Regions from separate parts of the Mus musculus genome. Here region 1 is linked to region 2. Evidence: chromatin loops called from intact Hi-C (ENCODE). Cell type or tissue: left cerebral cortex. All regions are shown on one strand. Links, peaks and the distances in the headings refer to the core of each region. The heading gives the core; the rest is flanking DNA. Region 1 has its middle 22 kb from the start of Gm31096. Region 2 holds the start of Gm30944 (a long non-coding RNA gene).

The links. Peaks named below come from ENCODE experiments on the same cell type or tissue, not always from the same donor. Only the 100,000 strongest peaks of a DNase experiment are listed, where the experiment ranks them.
Region 1: it touches region 2 in a loop (5-fold over the local background); 3 of 42 quality-filtered maps call a loop at or near these places.

What each region holds. Positions count from the first base shown.
Region 1 is chr3:85,138,978-85,148,185 of GRCm38, forward strand. No RefSeq gene overlaps it. Among named protein-coding and RNA genes, the nearest start is that of Gm31096, 22 kb to the left of the region's middle. In left cerebral cortex, for the core only: no CTCF peak of the experiment used is centred there; DNase peaks (open chromatin) are centred at 4,666, 5,643 and 6,313; H3K27ac peaks cover 4,747 bases.
Region 2 is chr3:85,018,688-85,027,895 of GRCm38, forward strand. Gm30944 (a long non-coding RNA gene) reads left to right here and starts at 4,229. Exons shown (of 2, transcript XR_375760.2): 1 at 4,229-4,311. In left cerebral cortex, for the core only: no CTCF peak of the experiment used is centred there; DNase peaks (open chromatin) are centred at 1,654, 2,322, 2,752, 3,338 and 4 more places; H3K27ac peaks cover 6,973 bases.

The sequences.
Region 1 (9,208 bases), core at 690-8,689, 120 kb after region 2:
GCAAAGTAGGACATCTTTCCTCAGAGTCACAGGCATGCTAAGTCTCTGCACAGTCAGTGGAGATGAGTGTAGGGAGTGCAAATCGTGTGGAACAGAACTTGAGTCCACATGCTAGCATATATGTGCGCAAGGACAGATATCTGATGGAGTCAGCCTTTTCACTCTATGGTATCAAACAGCTCTACTGGGGTAAGGAGGTGCTGAAGTGGCTGGCCATCCTTGTATTATTGGAAGGGCATCAATGCTGAGTACAACCTGCTGTTACCCCATAGCCTGACAAGTCAATTAAATAGAGTCACAGATGGGAGACATGCACTGTTCTGTCAGCAGTTTTCGGTAGAGGTCTAGAACATGGGAGCTATGCCATGTACATACATGTGCTTCTGTGATCGCCAGGTGTTATGGTGGGCAAGCTTTGTGAACAACATGTTATTTTGACTCAGGATGAGCTAGCCAGGGGGGACGGACTGCAGGTAATATAACAGAGGTACATGGCCCCGCCGTCCTCACCTCTGCCTCTGTATCTTTCTATGGATTCAGGAACACAAGACCACCAAACTGTCAGAAGAAATGGGGGGGGGGGGAGATTAAGGTTGAAAATCCTATTACAGATTTAAAAACATAGGTATAACTACATAGACAATATTCATCTCCTCTCTTGCCTAAATATCATGTGTAAGAATACAAAGTAGCTTCTCACGAAACTTATCAAACAGAAAATACTATGATAAGGACATAATTTTGTTTTAAAGTTTGCATCATAGCTGGGCCTAGTGTCATATGCCTATGATCTCAGCTTCTTGGAAGGCTGAGATGGGAGAATCACAAATTCAAAAGCCGTTTGAACAACTGGATAAGAACTTGTTTCAAAAATTAAATGTTAAAAGGTCTGGGAATGGGTATGGCGAGATGGCATCGTGGGTTAAGGTCCTGGCTGCCAAGCCTGATGACCTAAGTTCAATTCCTTAGAACCACATGGAAGAAGTAAGAACTAATTCTTTCAAGATATCTTCGGCCCTTTACACTTGTACCATGGACTGAGTGTGTGTGTGTGTGCGTGTGTGTGTTTGTGTGTGTGTGTATGCACATACACAGACACACATAAAGTGAATAAATGAATGAATAAATAAATGTAATTATCAAAAGAGGACTGGAGATGCAGTTCAGTGGAAAAGTGCTTATGTAGCGTGCATGGGACCCTAGGTTTGATTCTTAGCAACAAATGCATGTACACACACACACACACACACACACACACACACACACAGAGCTCACACATTCTCTGGGCTTTCACATGTCATACCACATATACGGGAGGCTGCATGTAGTATTAATTAATTTTTGTTAAATACCCCCAAGGGAGCCAACTATACATACAAGCTGCTAAATTGGTGAATTATGTTTGTATGTAGTTCTACTCGGCATGTGTAAACAAACAAACGGATCTAATTTAAAGTTGATGTCCCCAACTGGTAATAGATGTCACCGCATAGTATCCATGGAGGCAGAATGATTTTTTAAACAGTTTTCTGAAATGTTCTGTCCTTCCTCATGGGTAATTTGTCTGTCACTTTCTGACGTTCTTTTGCCCTACTGGCTCCTTGAGCTGCTTCAAAGCCCAAATTTCCCTGCAGGCAAAGGCATAGAACAATAGTTCTGCACGGCAACAGCTGCTTTGTTATGCTTGAGGTAGGAATTGTGTTGATGGGCAATGTAAACTAAACAACTCTCCCGCTGCATTTGAAGAGATCTTGACAGCTCGAGTCTCACAGGTCTCTGTTTTGTTCCTTGAAGAATCCACACTGTGAAGAACTCGTGGTGCAAACATATTGGGTCCCTGGGAAAGTGTCCCTGTCTGGGGACTCACGTGATGGGGATGTATTGCAGCCTAGTTCTGAAGGCTGGAACGCCAGGATCTCGGGGTCAGCAGGGCTGGACTCCTCCAGGGCCTCTCTCTTTGGCTAGTGGGGTGTTCTAGTTGCTTCTCTTGTCTCTTCTCATGGCCATCCCTTGGTGTGTGTCCCTGTGTCCCACTCTCCTCTTATGGCCACAGTGGTCACTTGGGGCTGTGGCTTACCTAGATGACCTTGGTTTACTTGGTTACTTCTTAAAAAAAAAAAAAAAACTTCAAATATAGTCACATTCAAAGTTCTGGGAATTAGGACCTAATATAGGATTTTGTATTTGGATCTGAAATGTCCCCCAAAGGACCTTTTACTTGATATTATTTAACAATGGTGAAAATCCATTAGTTGATATAATGATCTCTCTCTCTCTCTCTCTCTCTCTCTCTCTCTCTCCATGGCTAGGAGACAAGCACCTTACTTTACCAAAGTCTTCCTCATTATATGCTAATTTCACTAAGCCTAAAAACCAACTGACCATAGCCAGAAAGTTTCAAGATTGTAAACCTGAGTAAATCTCTCCCTCTCCCTCCCTCTTCTCTCTCTCTCTCTCTCTCTGTGTGTGTGTGTATGTGTGTGTGTGTGTGAGAGAGAGAGAGAGAGAGAGAGAATGAATATGTGTGTGTTATATTGGAATCCTGTACTTTGAGCATGTCAAGCACATGCCCTACCTAATCATTATATTCCTAATTCCCTTTTTGCTTTATAATTTTATTTGTCACAGGTATTTGTTACAGTACCAAAAAAAGCTAACATACACATTGAGGGACATAATCCAGTCCATAACAGTGGGGCTGGCCCTTGGCATAGGGTATCTGTCCAGTTGATGAAAACCTCCTTTGTAGTTTCCAAACTATGAACTTTATCCCGAAGCTTATATTTTTCATCTTCATTTACTTTCCAAAGCCAGTTTTCAGTTTTCCCCATGGCTGTCTCTGGTGGGATGGGAGAGAACGACCCTGACCTAAAGACCATAAAGAGGTCATATCTGGCCTCCATTCATGCTAGTGATGAAGGAGCTAGAAAATGTTTCACTGAATCAATGGTAAATAACTCCAACCTGAACCAGACTAGCACGCCTGTGTGATGGCTCCCAGGTTCCTAGAACAGGATGGCAACCTGAATTGTCACACAGCTATGTCAAATAGAACACTGTGTGGTGGTGAGAATGTTCATATCTGTCCCACACAGTGGCTACTCACCCTGTATCACTAGAGTATCCATGGGGCTGGATTTCTGATTTTAAGCCATTGCCAAATCAATGGCTATACATGGATAGATGTTATCGTCTTGGACGACATAGTCCAAGGGCAAGGATAAATAGGCACAGCCCTGGTACTTGCCGATTCTGTAGAACTGGGGCACCAGAGCACCACCCCTCCTACGACAGCCACTCTACATCCTCTATTAGCTTGAAGTGGCCTTTGGAGAAAGAAGCTATCACAAACGTTGGCTCAAGTATTCAGTCCCTGCCACTAGCTTCAAGTTGGGGTGCCCATAAAGAGATGGCTTGGTTTATTGCCTTGGATACAAAAGTCTCCAAGAGACCAGATGAGCATAGCTAGGAATGTTCTTAGCCACAGTGGAAAAGTTCCTGACTATGAAAGGTGTGCCTGTGGAAATATTAACCTGGAATATTGGTTGATAGCAATTTTGAGCCCACCATGGACCCCTTTTCAGGAGCTTTGCTGAGAGTGCAAGCTAGAGAACTCGGGGCTTGGGTTAAAATAGATGCAGTCTACGTTCCTTATTCCTTACTCATTGTTTTTAGCATTGCTTCGTAAAGCCCCATACTATGAGCAGTTAAGTTCTGTGGAGAATCAAGTCGCTCTTGCTCACAGTGGTTATCATGCCCCAGGCTCTGGGAAGCTCAGGTAGGCCAACCATTTTTATTTGTTACTTCACAGAGGTAAGCAGGGTAGGAGTTACCCAAGACAATGAAGGTAGCCATTACCTTTCGTCAGGCTAAGTATATAATTTCCCCAGTGATCCTCTGAGTAATAACAAAAACTTATGTGAGGTACATGTAGTGTTATATTCCCTGGGGCTTAATATGGCTCTCAGTAAAATTGATTTTCTGAAATCTTGCAATATACCTCATCAAACTAAATGAAACCTGCACTGCTTTTATAAGAAGTGATTGGATTTCGTGTGATAAATTAACCCTCACCGTCAGAGAGGTGCTGGGGAATAGGATGGTTCATTTCAGCCCCCATAGAGACCGTCCAGGATTTTAATTTTTTTCTACAGGACTTCATTCAATTCCCTCTGGGATTGGAAGGAGGTCTCACCCAACCCAGAATCTCCTAGGATTTAGCCAGCACGGCTGAAAAGAATTTCTGTCTTTATACTAAGGGGTATTGCTGACTTCTGAGGTCAGAGGTGAGAGGTGATGCCACACAGGGAATTTTGGAGAGTTCTTAGGGAAATAGGTCTCGTGAAATGGCAGAAGAGGGCTTTATCCGAGAGCAAGATCACATCTCTCCCCTCTGCAACACAGCCAGCTTTGTTGGGAGGTGTGTGGTACCGCCTTGCCTGCTCTTTAAGCTTTATATATTGTTTGTATATTCATAACACTTCTTGGGTGGCTGAAATCAGCTTTGCAACTCGGAGAGAAAACGCCTGGCTATCTGAAACAGAACATTCTCTCTGTAAATAAGCACGGGAATCGTGCCTTAAGCGACCCAAGGGGGACATCTTCTTTTGGAAGGGAAAAGTAAGTATGATTGGGCTTTGATTCAATCCATCCCTAGGAGACGGTTCCTAGGGTTCCTTTTGCAGCCTGAGAGAAATCACTCCAAGCAAATCCAAGGGAATGACAGGGTCTTCTTCTGTCGGGGTGGTCAGAATCTATTAGGCACAAGAACACAGCTTTCTATGACGATACTGAAATCCAAGGGCTATTGTGCATCATGGGCCCGGGCAATGCATAGCAGCCCTGCTTACTTGGCTGTCCCTTCATGCAGACAGCATGCTGCTCAAAATCTGACTCCCTTCAGTATGGTGGGCTTGATAAGAGCAGGCAGACCTTCTGAGTGTAGAAATAGATGAGGCTCAGTCTGGACAAAGGCCATTGCTTCTGTCCCTGATCTAGCTCGGAGCATGTTGATTCTGGGTCCATATGCACTCATACCATAAGTATATTATGAAGGTCAGAGGTCAACTTTATAGAGTTGGCTCTATCCTTCCAACTTTATGTGGGTTCTGGGGCTCAAACTCTGATCATCAGACCCTGCGAGTGGCTTTACTCACTGAGCTATCTTGCAGCCTCTTTATTTTCTTTATTAAAGTAACAATCAAAACATGGTGACATGCAGTTGTCCTGGTCTGCCTCCCTTCTTATTTGCCTGCATTCTTAGTGCACGACCTGGGTGCTAAACATATGAAGTGCTCAGGGAAACCTGGTTGAAAGAAAAAGAAGATAGAGTTCACTGAGGCCAGCCAAGAGGCAAATGGCTGCCTTTAGCAGTTATGTGGAAGCTAGGGCAGATTCCTATCTGGGTCACAGGGCCAGGTCACCATGTTCCTTCTGTATGGAATCTCTTCCATGTACTGCTGAGGCATGACCATTTTCTATTTGGTTTTGTATTACCCTGTCTAGACCTGGAACGTGAACCTCGGTCCCTGAGCCCTGGCAGGTTTGGTGCAGATCCTAGATTCCCTTGAGATCCAGTTCTCATTTCATCTTAAACAGAGAAAACGGGGGCAGGAGCTTGGACTGTGAAATTCTTGCTTCTTAAGAATGAGGACATGCTGACACCCCTCCTCCACCTCTGAAGGCAGTATAGAAGCATACATTTTTAGTTTCAGCTTGGGGAAGACAGAGATGGATAGATCCCTAAGTTTGCTGGCCAAAGAGTCTACCCTATATATTGAGGTCCCAGCCAGTGAGAGACCCTGGCTCAAAAAAAAAAAATAAAGATAGATAAGACCTGAAGAAGGATTCTTGAGGTCAAACTTTACCCCTCCTCCCAGTGCATACATGTGCACTGTACCTGTACACACACACGCACGTGCATGAAACCCCCCAACACTATAAAATAAAGAAGATAAATCTAGGGAACTGTTGTGACCTAGCGGTTGCAATCTCTTATTGTTTTCCTTTGACCTCAGGATGCTGAAGAATACAGGCATGTGTGTGCATGTGTGCACATGTGTGCACATGTGTGAGAAGGTGGGGGAGTAAACTGGAACACAGTTCCTTTCTTTGTGGTTGCAAAGAGCACCTTCTAAGAGAGCTCTGACCCTTCCATAACATGCTAAATGTTCATTTTTATTTAGTTTCTACTTTCTTCGTATTGCAGCAAGAATCCTGGTTTCCAACTTTCACTTCTATAAATAAGGGCATTTAAGAGAATTGCAGGGTATTTATATCCTCTCTAGCTTCTGTTCTATCTCACAAGAGCACATTATTCCAGGAGATGCCTGTGCTCCCATGTTGCTCCAGAACGTGAAAAAAAGAGGTTTCCTAGCATTGAGGACGACCTAGAGTTGGATGCCCACTGCTGAGACATCACTTGGCCCAGATGTGTCCAGATGGGCTGTGTTGTTGGTCTTTATTGCCTTGATGAGCTGATTTTAGAGACACGCTCAGTGGGCTGTCACCGTGGCTGTGAGACTCTGACAAAGGTCCTCAAGAACCTGTTTCCCAGATCTGCTGTTGCATCTGTAGAATTAACTCCCCCTTTTACTGGCCCCGACCCTGGCTTTGGATGTGTTCTTTTCTGGTTAAACACAATGAAGGAAGACCATCACTCGGAAAGCAGCCCTTCCTGCAAGTTCATCTGAGCTACTGTTTTTGAAGGAAGGATAGGGTCTGTATGTCTCCTGTTGGAGCAGGTCATGTGTCTGAAGGAAGAGCAGCTGAGAGCAGGAACCACTGTCCTTGGTCCTGAATTCAAACGTCCTGTCGGATGGAATGCTGAGACTCCAACTCCGGGGGAACTCCCAGGAAAGGCATGTCCACCCCGAAGGAAGGGCAGAGACGGCAGACAATGAGGGAGGTCCAAAGAGGTATCAGTGGAGAAAACATTTTTTAAGACAATATAAAGGTTTTGATTTGACAGACCTCATAGTTTCTCTTTCTAAAGAGCGAAGTTTAAAATGAAAAAATACAGTTTCAGCTTTGCTGTTGAAGAAATACAGCTGTGACTTAAGCTGTACAGTGTGGCGTATGTTATATAATATTTGCTAAGTTTGTGTATATTTGTCACAAATCTAGGTACAAATAGATTTTCTGGGGTGTGTGTGAGGGTGTCACAGGTAAGTGTGCCCCACCCCATCCATTGGGCTCTATTAACCCAAGTCAGCAATGGTTGAAGACTCCCCTTGTGTTGGTTGGTGTGACTTGCTGCAAACACAATGTTTACCAATCAGTGCCAATTCTTAGCCATATTAAGAGCTTCAGCCATGCTATATATGTCCTCTGAGATATGAACTCTCTGTTCCCTTCTGTTCCAGTAAAGCCTCCACGTAAGTTTCTGAAAGTATCTTTCATTTCACCATAATCTCTTAGTCTTGGAAAGGGCTCCTCATGAAAGACAGAAGACAAGAATAGCACCCAGAAGTCTCATGCCACACTGACAGCCTGAGGGATTTCTGAGAACAGTGGTTTTTTTGTTTGTTTGTTTGTTTGTTTGTTTTTGTTTTGTTGTTGTTTTTTCAGATGGAAACCCAAACTGAAGGCATTTTCAGGTCCCTGGCAGCTATCTACACCTTGATGTTTCTATGCAAGGAGATGCAGGGAGCCCTGTTTACAACTAGTGTGGAATGTAAAGGCAAACCATTTTACTGCTATGCCTATTTCTGGTTAATTGTGAAAATTATTCCTTTTAGCCACAAGTAAAACCTTTGAGATTTTTCTTCTTACTTCTCTGTATGTCTGGGGAGGCAGGCATCAGTAAACAGTCATGCCCCATTTTGTTTCTAGTAAATGAATTATCATCATAATAATTACCAGTCAAAACATCTGGTTTGGGCACAGATTGATCCAGAAACTTCTCAGTGTAAAATGTGAGCTTTCTTTTTATTTCTAACCTGGCTTGGCTTTGCAGCTCCTTGGACTCACTGCCATACTCTTTGAGCACATACCCTTGGAAGTTGGTATTGTATCTGTTTCAAATTTGGATGATCTATCTTAAGAGACAACTATTGTTGTACACAGTACCATTTTTGTGTGTCTTTACTGCTTTGTAAAGCAGTAAATACAGATACAGATACAATACCAACTTCCAAGGGTATGTGCTCAAAGAGTATGGCAGTGAGTCCAAGGAGCTGCAAAGCCAAGCCAGGTTAGAAATTAAAAAGAAAGCTCACATTTGTTTCTAGCAAAACCATATTTACAAACCTGGAGTTTGGTTGCTCATATCTGTCTCTTGCTTCTCTCCATAAAGCCTCCTAGGAGAGCCACCCGGGCCACTTTGGCATTTATTAGGATGCTTCTGTGAGAGATTCCTGTCTAGGATGTGATAGGGTGAGTGTATGGTGGGGCTTGATAGGACAGTTTTCCAGAAGTTTGAGCCTTGAGCCACCTTTATGTCAGAGAGTGCGTGAACATGCACCCCCTCACACACACCCTTAACAAAACAGACAAAGGAACCATTCCCCAGCCTATTGTACTTGACTCGGTTGCACCAGACTTCGTAGGAAATCTTCCCAAAGCACACCGAGACTCGTGAGCAACTCAAAATATATGGATATTTGGCAAAGCCAATAACCTTAGCTCTAGAACTTTTGTCCTGATCCATGGGTCTGACTTAAAATCCTGGAATTTGCTTAGCATAACTTACGCTTACGCTGATGCAGGTGTTCCCGGCATCGTACACTGAGAGCTGGTTAAGCGAGAAGCTGTGCTGAAGCCCAACGAGTCAGCCAGAGAAAGGAGGTTAGCATGACCCGCTTGCTGACACACACAGAGTTTATGGGTCACAGAGCAGGAGATTTGGCCATATCATTAGGAAATGCTCAACCTTCACCGTGGCAGTTTGTCAGATAAATCTGGGAAGTAAACAACTGGGGAGGGCGGGTGGTTTTCATTCTAGATTTCGTTGGAGCCCCAGGCCTCCTGGAGGAGCCCAGGAGAGCAGTTCAAGGCCTGCCTGCCCACTTCAAAGAGGCTCAGCTTCCATCTCTTGCCTACTCAAACATCACAAAAGGGTTGCTTTTTGAAACCTGGATCTGATGCTTAAAATGGAGACAAAACAAAGACAAACATTAGACTGGATGTTCTATAAGGATGCTCTCGGCACTGAGATTTCAAGATCACTTTTTTTTTTTTTTTTTTAGTGGCTTGCTGAGGAAAACAC
Region 2 (9,208 bases), core at 533-8,532:
CTCATTAGCATGGGGAAGCATTTCAGGAATCTCAGGTACTAGCTGAATGGGTTCTTATTGGGGGAAAGGAAGTTGGACCTGTAATCTTAATCAAAGGTAGGTGACATTCTGCAGGTAGAGGTATAGTGGGAGTTGAACTCCCCAGACAAGGTCAGAGAAGAAGAAGAAGTCATACCAATGAAGGGAGTTCTCCATATTGCACCTAATTCCAGAGCACTATCTGGACAATGGTAGACTTTGACCTTAACTAGCAGAGTTTTCCCACAGTGCAGTGGTATCAGCTGTTCTAGAAGTTAGTCAACAATCACAATGGTTGTCCTGGTGGATGCATGAAGCCACAAAAATAGAACAACGAAATGTAGCAAGGGGGATACATGTTACTAAAGATCAGTTGCTTGGTGAAAGGATGTCTTGTTAAAGCAGACCTGTAAAAGAATGTTTTTCTGAAGCAGACACAGGCTTTGCTATGTTTTCCTGTGGCAGACACATGAAAGGACATGTGATGAAGGAATATAGATATGACTCCATAGACAGTGTGAGACGAGCATTGAGCTTTGGTTTGGTTTACTCTGCCTTGCTGTTCTTGGTTAAGGACACACAGGTATTGGTTCACTTTACATAGCATTGTTGGGCTCTACTTGTGGTCATGCCACCATTGAGAGAAACTTACCAAAGAACTGCTCATGAGTTTCCTTCAGCTGTTTGCCTCTTCAGCGGCCTTAGGCCAGATGGTGAAGCCTTGCAGTTTCTTTAGGATTGAAGAACAGCTGCCTGTTTGTGTGTGTGGTGTTTGCTACAGGACTGAAATGCTGGCAAAGAGGATTTGAGCTGGCCCTCAAAGAGCTATTCCCAAACAGGTCCACTTCCCCCATAACCTGACTTTTCTACTATCTCTGGTGGGTGATGGGCTAAAGGAGAGGTTGAACCTTTATTAAAGTAGGTTATAAAACAGTATAGTCAACTTTACAGGATGTAGGAGACAACATTCTGGTTATATCTGTAAGGGATTATCTTGATTAGGTTAGTTAAGATGGAAGACTTGTCCTAAATGTGACCACTCATTGAAGTAGGAGGGTATTCAAGGCCAGCCTGGGTTACATGAGATCCTGTCTTAACCCTCCCCACAGCAGCCCCAAGCAAAAGCAAACAAGCAAGCTAACAAACAAATGAAAACAACAAGAATTAATTATAAGAGGGTCAGAGTGTAGCTCAGTGGTAAACATTTGCCTGGTGGACATATAGACCTGGCTTTAATTCTCGGCACTGCAAAATGGAACTAAAACCAGAGGAGGGATGGCAAAAACAGTACTCACATCACACAGCTTGTTAAGGATTAAATGAAAAACACAAAGTGCCTCGAGGAGAGTCTGGTACCATTGGAAAGGCCCACTGTGTGCTAGCTATTACAATAACCAGGAGTCCTATTCTACCCCAAAGAGGTATCTGCAGATCAGAAGAAGCCCTGTATCCACAGGGTGGGAAGAGATGCTCTAAACCTCTCACCCCAAGAAGTAGCACAAACTGAAAATAGAAATAGCTTAAGAAAGGGCTGTATCATGAGTGGGGCTCCATCATGAGTGGGTAACCTTTTCTCTACCATAAGCTCATGACACATAGAGGGAGGAAAATCCATTTCTGGCCCCACCTAAGTCACAGCAGCCATCATGGGCTGTGAAGAATTCAATTAGTCACTGGTTGCCATGCCAATGCAAGCATCACCCTTCCACCTACTCCACCATCAACACATTTGAATAAGTAACAATGATAATACCATGCACTAAAAAAATGCTATTTTTAAAAAAACTTAAATGTACTTCTGTCAAAAGTCTGGTTTTTCAGAAATAATTGCTGTAGGCCAGATAAAGATTTGCATAGGATTCCTAAAATGGGCTGAATATCATCACAGAAGAGAAATATCTGTGATTATAAAGACAGTCCTTGAGATTGGGGGACTTGGGATGGGAAGGCAAGCTTCTCCTAATATTCAGAGGTGATGGAGATGAAGTTGGGACAGATAGCTCTCACTTCAGCACCACCCTCCTCACACCCTGCCGCCTGACCCAGGTCCCCAGTCTTCACCATACCCTACCCAAGTGTTAATTGATATTTGTAATTTGATGCTTTGTGGCTACAGCTTTAACAAGTGTATTTTAGGGACCTCAGAATTAGTGTCTCAGAATCGATTCTGAGAAAACCATTACTGACATATAATAAGATTTATAATAGAAAAAGCAAAAATAAAACCAAAACAAAAAAATAGAAGTAGTCTAAAATATTCCAGCCATTGTGTACCCGCATGCTAGGATGTGGCTGTTAAAAATGAGGTTGTCAGAGAACAGCTGATGATGCAGGAAAATGGTATGTATTGTTAAGTGGAGCAAGCAGGTTACAGAGCTGGGAATTTGATGAAATCCAGGTTTGATGTATGCTATTTTATGCAAATATATGCATAGGAAAAACTAGTAGTGTGTTACTCTAAAATGATAATAATGGTTATTTCTGGATAGCAGGATCACAGGTGACTTTTGTTTTTCTTTTGTGCCTTCCTATATCTTCAAAAACCACTTAAGATAATTTTATATTTCTTCTATAACTATATAATATCCAGTCAGTGTTCTTCACACACTGAGGGCTGTTCTGAGTTTGTTGCAGGAGAGTAGGGGAATGCAGGGAGGACTGCACTTGGGCCTTCTGTGTCTAGTCCCCTGTCTTACTTCTTGGATCCCGGCAGTCATGTCTGAGGGGATCAAGTCATGCCTGAGATGACCTGGGCTCTCAAGGGATTAACTATCTCCCTGAGGAGGCATTTTTACATGTGTTATTCTGGCCAACCTAGTGCCACTATTAATAGTGGCTCATATCAGTGTGCACTTTTTGGTAACTGAGATGAACACAGATGCTGCCTAAGAGGCCTCTGGTATTCTAACAGGAGGTCACCACTGGGCTCCACATTAAATTTCAAGACCAAACACCTCCACTGTTATGTTCTGTCCTATGGATCCCATCCCATCTTCTAGCTCCTTGGAAAAACCAAGAAGAGCAGAGTGAAAATCTCTGCAAGTCCAGGCTTGATGGTTGTACTTAGAAGTGACCTAAGATATGACTATTTCTTCTATGCTATTTTTCAGAGTATAGGTCTTTACTTATGGGCCCCAAACTTTCTGGCATTAAAAAAAGCAGACTCCTGGGTTCTGTCCCAGGCAAAACATGATCAACATTTTTAGGTGTGGAAGATGGAAAGAAGTGCTTCCCCAAGAACTGGAGGTGGCAAAGGAAGATCGCCAAAGGATGAGTCTGGACTGAGCAGCATGCAGAGCTGTTTCCTCGGGATTGGCCGCTCCTCCTTTGGACGCTCAGGTCTAACAACTGAACTCCTCCCTTGGCTGAATGCTGGTTCTCTGTGAGACACATGCTTCCACTCATCTCCCCAACCTCCCACAGCAAGTTGTCATCTACCTAAGGAGACAGAAACTGTGGTATGTAGTGCAAGGTAAGATATGGAGTCGCCAGGGTAGCGTGAACCAGGTAGGCTTTGTCCGCACAGTTGCTTGAGGTAGTACCTCCTTCCCTCCTGCCACCATGGCCTACTTGTGTCAGAGACAATAGATGGCCAGCTGTCTACTGAACAAGGATGTAATTTTCTGTGCTTCTTTCAAACTAGGCTTAGTCCCGTGAATAAATTCTAGTCATGGGAATGGAGGCTATGATAACAATGATCATAATCAAAATGGAGTAACATTGATTCTGGGCACCTGAAATGGAGTTAGGGGTCATTACTAAGCACATCTCAATCTGTCTTCTGCTGAGCCTTTGAGCCAAACCATTCTCTGGGATAGACCAAACTACAGTTTGCTTAAACATCGTTTGCTACCCTCTGATACACTGGACCCTGGGTACACCTGGAAGCAGAGACTGCTGGATTCGATTCTCCTCTGATAAGATAGTCTAAGGCTTACAGCACCTACATTAATTCTTAGCTAACAATAGGCTCAACATCAGAATTTCAGCTTGTTTCCAGGATTCTGTGAGTCTGTGCTCTCCCCCGATCGCAATCCTAATTAACTCCAAATAAATGTAATTTGTTCTTGACTGGGTTGATTTCATTCCTGCTCAGCGCCTCTGTCCTGCCTCTGCAGTGTGGCTGTGGTATGAGCCGTGTGAGCAAAGTCCACACCAGAAGAGTCACAGAGTAAAGCTTGGAAAGAGCGCTGGTGCTAAGTGCCCTCGCAGAAAGAGCACGAGGCTTGGCAGGAGAGAAAGAACCGTTGGTTACGCTTGAGTTGGTGGTTTCCTGGGTGCCTCCTTGTTGCCGTAAGTCACGTGATATCTGGACAATCATTGAACAGATTGAAACAAAACCTGCAATTTACAAGCAGAAACCTGGCAGTTAGCTGCAAGGAAACTGACTCATCATGGTGATGATTAGGGGCGGGGCCAGCCCAACAGAAGGTGTGGTGGAGTAAGCGAAGCTGCTGGTAGAAAGAAGTATGAAGTTAGTGTGAAATGAGAAAGGAGATGGAAAGACACCACAGAGAGTGGCCGCCACCATTCTCAGAGCCGATCTGGTACTTATGAGACCACGTACCTATCTCCCCCTTGAATGGCATAAACTACCTTTCATTCTTTTACTTCAGCTACTGTGAGCTGTGAGGAGTTGAAGTTAACATAAATACCCTTTATCATTATACGACTATATTACATATTTAATTCCTATTGTTATGCTACAGTAAATAATATTTTAACCTTCTAGACCTCAGGTCCCTCTTTCCTTCACATTTTAATATTTCTGAAAAATGGGATTTACTTTTAAATCTCGCAAGTTACCTCTTGTTAATGTTGAACATGGCTAACATCTTACTTCTTTTCTTCTTAAGTTTTTTATCCATCCCGGGAAGAACTTCTTCCTCGGGTCTTGAAGCCCCAGAGTAAAGGTTTTGTTACCATGCCCACAGCAGTGCCAGACACATATGCAGTGAATGCTCATGACATACTCATGGAAAGAACCTACAGTTAAAATCATGGCCTTGTCATACAGAGCTAGACAGTGGAGAACCCTGACTGAGCTGTATCCATCTGGGAACTTAGCTTCCAGATGCAGGGCCAGACAGCTCCAGCCTCAGCACTCTCTCTTCTTCCTCCATTTAAAACAATCACCCCAACACTTAAATCATAGCTCAATCTCCTACCTTGAGACAGCCTTCTTAAAGAGTCGCCTTATACACAAGATCTCCACTACCCTACTCCCCACCTCCAACCCCCGCCCTATACCAAATCACTCACCTGCATTCCATACTATCATGATCCTCAGTTTCTTGTGGGGTAACCTCAGAACTTAGAAGTCTTGCAGGACACAAAAGCAGGACTGTTCCTCCTCTTCATCAACCCTTCCTACCTGATCTAGACAAGGTGGTGACATGATGCTGGCCTTGAGTGGCTCCTCTCTTCCCATATGTGTCTCCAGACTTGAAGACAGCAGAAAGGGTCAATGCATAAACTCTTTGGATCTCGGAACAATTGTCCCATGTCCCAGTTATCATAGAGGGCAGTTGCCACTGAGGCAATGCAGACCGGCCAGCTGTGCTGACCTCTGCAGAGTCTCCTCTGTATGTTCAGTTGTGGGGGATGCTGGGCACACAGAAGCACTGAGTGAAGGATGCATCAGGATGAACAGGCACCAGCATCAAAGCTTCCTCCCTCGGGGAATAAGGCTCCTCCTTGGATTTGTTGCTTACTCCCTTAGCCTGGTTGCAGCTAACATAGATGCTGCTGCAGATGCTGAGTCAGCCCAGGTATGGTGGGGAGTTTGGGCTTGCAAGCAGCTTCCTCCCAGGGAGCTCCCAATTCTGAAGAACAGAGACACATTTGAGCTCAACTCTTGTCTACAGCTGGAGGGCTCAGACCTGGACTGTGGAATCTGAGGTCCCAGCTCCTCTTGACTTGGGGGATAACCTGGGGAGAACTGGGGTACGGAATTGTTTTCCTGCCACAGATAGAACAAAGGGAAGCCCAGGCAGGGCAGGGTTTGATCTCATCTTCCAGAAAGATCCATGCTTCTACCTAGTGTGCATTTGGCTGCCAGGCTGATATTGGCCCAGAGAAGCTATCCCTGACCCTGGACCTGAGAAGGGTAGGGCAGGAAAGCAAGTAGACAGAACAGCTACAACAATAGGTCTGCAGCAGAAGCTCTGCTGCCTCTGGTTACCTTAGGGCAGTGCAGAGAAGTGAGCTTAGTCACCAGGAGGCCAAAAGCTACCCTCAGGCAGGAATTCTAGGGAGGGACAAGGAGGCAGGGATGTGGGTTTAGGAACACTGTGTCAGGCAGAAGACACAAGACCTTGAGAATTGGAAGGGATTGTCTGATGTGAGGATTTGGGAGCCAGCTAGTATCCCCTGAATGATCTCATCTAGAGCCCTGGCCAGTCCTGTTTTGGGGTGCTGTGCACCTGCAGGGTGTGAGGACTCTCCAGCTGCCCTCAGAGCTGCCCAGCAGGTTTACAGAATAACAACGGGCCAACGTGGAGAATGCTTGCATATTATTTGCATACAATTTGCACATGAATAGCCTACACTATCTGTTCCCAGGAAATTTCAAGTTAAATATTAATTGTTACTGCCCTCAGGAGTTTTTATTTTTTGATTTTGCTTTCTCTGTTTCTTCTCACCCACTTGCTGTCAGTGACTCAGATCCCTGTATGGAAGGGGAGGAGGAGGAGGACGCCCCCGCCAGGCTGGAGAAGGGCAGCTGAGGACCAGAAACTGGGGACTTAGGGAGTGGGTGGCTGGTGTAACTCTGCCAACTGAGAGGCTGGGTATACAGGGAAGACACACGGAGGTGCCATTGGCAGGTGCTGAGGAGTCTGCTACACAGAAAGACAGGTAAAGAAACCAGCCATCCAGGATAGCCTGAGGCACTTCCAGTCAGCACCCAATGGATGCCATGGTTAAGTGATTGCTCTGCTCCTCAGCCTGGCACCCTGCCTGTCCCGCTGGCTTCTCAGGTTCCCATGCTCCCATCATTGTCACCAGAAGCCAGAACCAGGAGGTTCATGAAGGCAGGACAAGTGTTTAAGAATGGCTAGGGAGTGCAGAACAGTGGTTAGCTCCCAGGTTCAGGGGCCGTGAGGTGCCTGAATTGTGATTCTGGTTCAGTAGTCTAATGACTGAGCAACTCTGGGTGAGGGACCATTGTGGGTAGGGTACAGTCTGAGTGTGTCCCTTAAAGTTTCATATGCTAGAACCTTGGTCCCCATTGTAGTGGTATTGAAGGCAAGGGACCACTAAGGGGCAGGCCTATAGAGGGATAATGAGCTCATTCCAGTGTGGTCTAGGTCTCTGCATACAGGGATTAGTGACTCTGAGAACAAATTCTGCAGAGCATGCCATCTGCCTTCCTTTCACATACATTTTCTCACTATGTGATGCTATCTGCTATGCTGTGACATGGTCCTCACTAGAGGTGAACAGTTGAAGTCCTCACCTTGGCCTTTTCAGTCTCCAACCTGTGAGCTAAATTAACCTCCTTTCTTTATAAAGTACTCAGCACCAGGCATTTTGTTATAGCATCATGAAAAGGCTCGAGGCCATGCCTGGGTGCTCATCCATGAGCCTCGGTTTTCTTTTCTGTAAAATGGAGCTGTAAGCAGTGTCTGCCTTGTGTCAGGACTGGGGGCTGAAATCGGTGGCTGTATGTTAAGCCCTGAACAGCTGAGCTGTTAACATTCACATTCCAGGTCCAGGCTTCGTGGTCCTAGCCTTGTCTAGCATGAGCGCCTCTCATCAGCATTTGATTATCAGGCTTGGGCTTGAACATTTCCCTGAGGTGGAAGCTCAGTAGCTCTCTCCTGAGGGTGGACACACACACACACACACACACACACACACACACAAGGCAACAGCACAAGAGGACCTTTGAGATGGAGTGCAGAGCTTTTCTGGGAAACACCTTCTGCTCTTGACCCACCTTCTTTAGAGAGGCAGACTTCCTGGGGATCCTTCTCTTCTGCTATAGCTGAGGGTTCACTATGTCACCTCTTTGAGATACCTGTTTCTGTATCTGCATGGTAAACATGATTTATCATATTCATACCACATACCACCATGCTTATTTGCAAATAGCAGTGACATAGTACCTTAGTCAGCTCTCTACGACCATAACAAAATACCTGAGATAATTAACATGTAAATGGGCAAGGCTTGATGGACTCACAGTGTTAGAGACTTAAGGCTTTGGATGGTGGCTCCTGTTGCTTCTGGCCTGTGGGGACACAGCCCATCAAGGTAAGGAATGTGCGGTGGACAAGCAGTGCATTCATAGACTAGAGTTCAGGAAGGGAAGAAGAGACCAGGTTCCGTGATCCTTTTTGTTTATTTATTTATTTTAGATTAATTTTTTAAATTTTATGTGTCCGAGTGTTTACCTGCATGTATGCATGTGTACCCTATGCATGCTTGATAGCAGACGTGGCTGTACCCTGGAGTTATGGGTGATTGTTAGCAGCCATCTGGGAAATGAATCCAGACCCTCTTCATGAACAAGTGCTCTTAACCACCGGGCTGTCCCTCCACCTGCCACAAGCCATTTCAAGGAATGCCTTTCAAGGGGTGTTCCAGTAACCTAAGGACCTCCCACCAAGACCCAACTTATTTTCTTCCATAGAGATTTAAATTATTTTTAAAATTTCTACTCATGTTTGTTGGTCAGGACGCACACACATGTGCAGCTGCCTGAAGAGGTCAGCACATTGGATCCCTTGGAGTTGGTTGTTTCAGGCTACTGTAAATCCTTGGACTTGGGTGGGTGTTGGGACCCCAGCTCAGAGAGCTCAGAAGAGCTGGTACTCTTATCAGATGAGCCATCTCTTCAGGTCCAGGCCCTACCTCTTAAAGGTTTCTCCTCCCTCCCAATAGCATCATGTGAAGCCTTCATCCCATACATGGACTTTTGGAGGATATAAATCTCCAAATAGCAGTAACATGGCAAGCAACAGTTTATTTCTCTGGGATTTTGTGGGTCTAGTGCCTGTATGCCTTTAGTACTCCCCTGCATCCTGGTGCATGGAGACCTTTCAATTCTGCAGAAGTTACCTTACCTTCCACCTGTATACCTAGGAAGTGCTCATTGCCTTTGGAACAAGGGCACCGTTCCCTCACCCATTAGCTCCAAGCTATATTTCTCCTTGTTCTGCGATATTACCATGCAGTCTGTTTA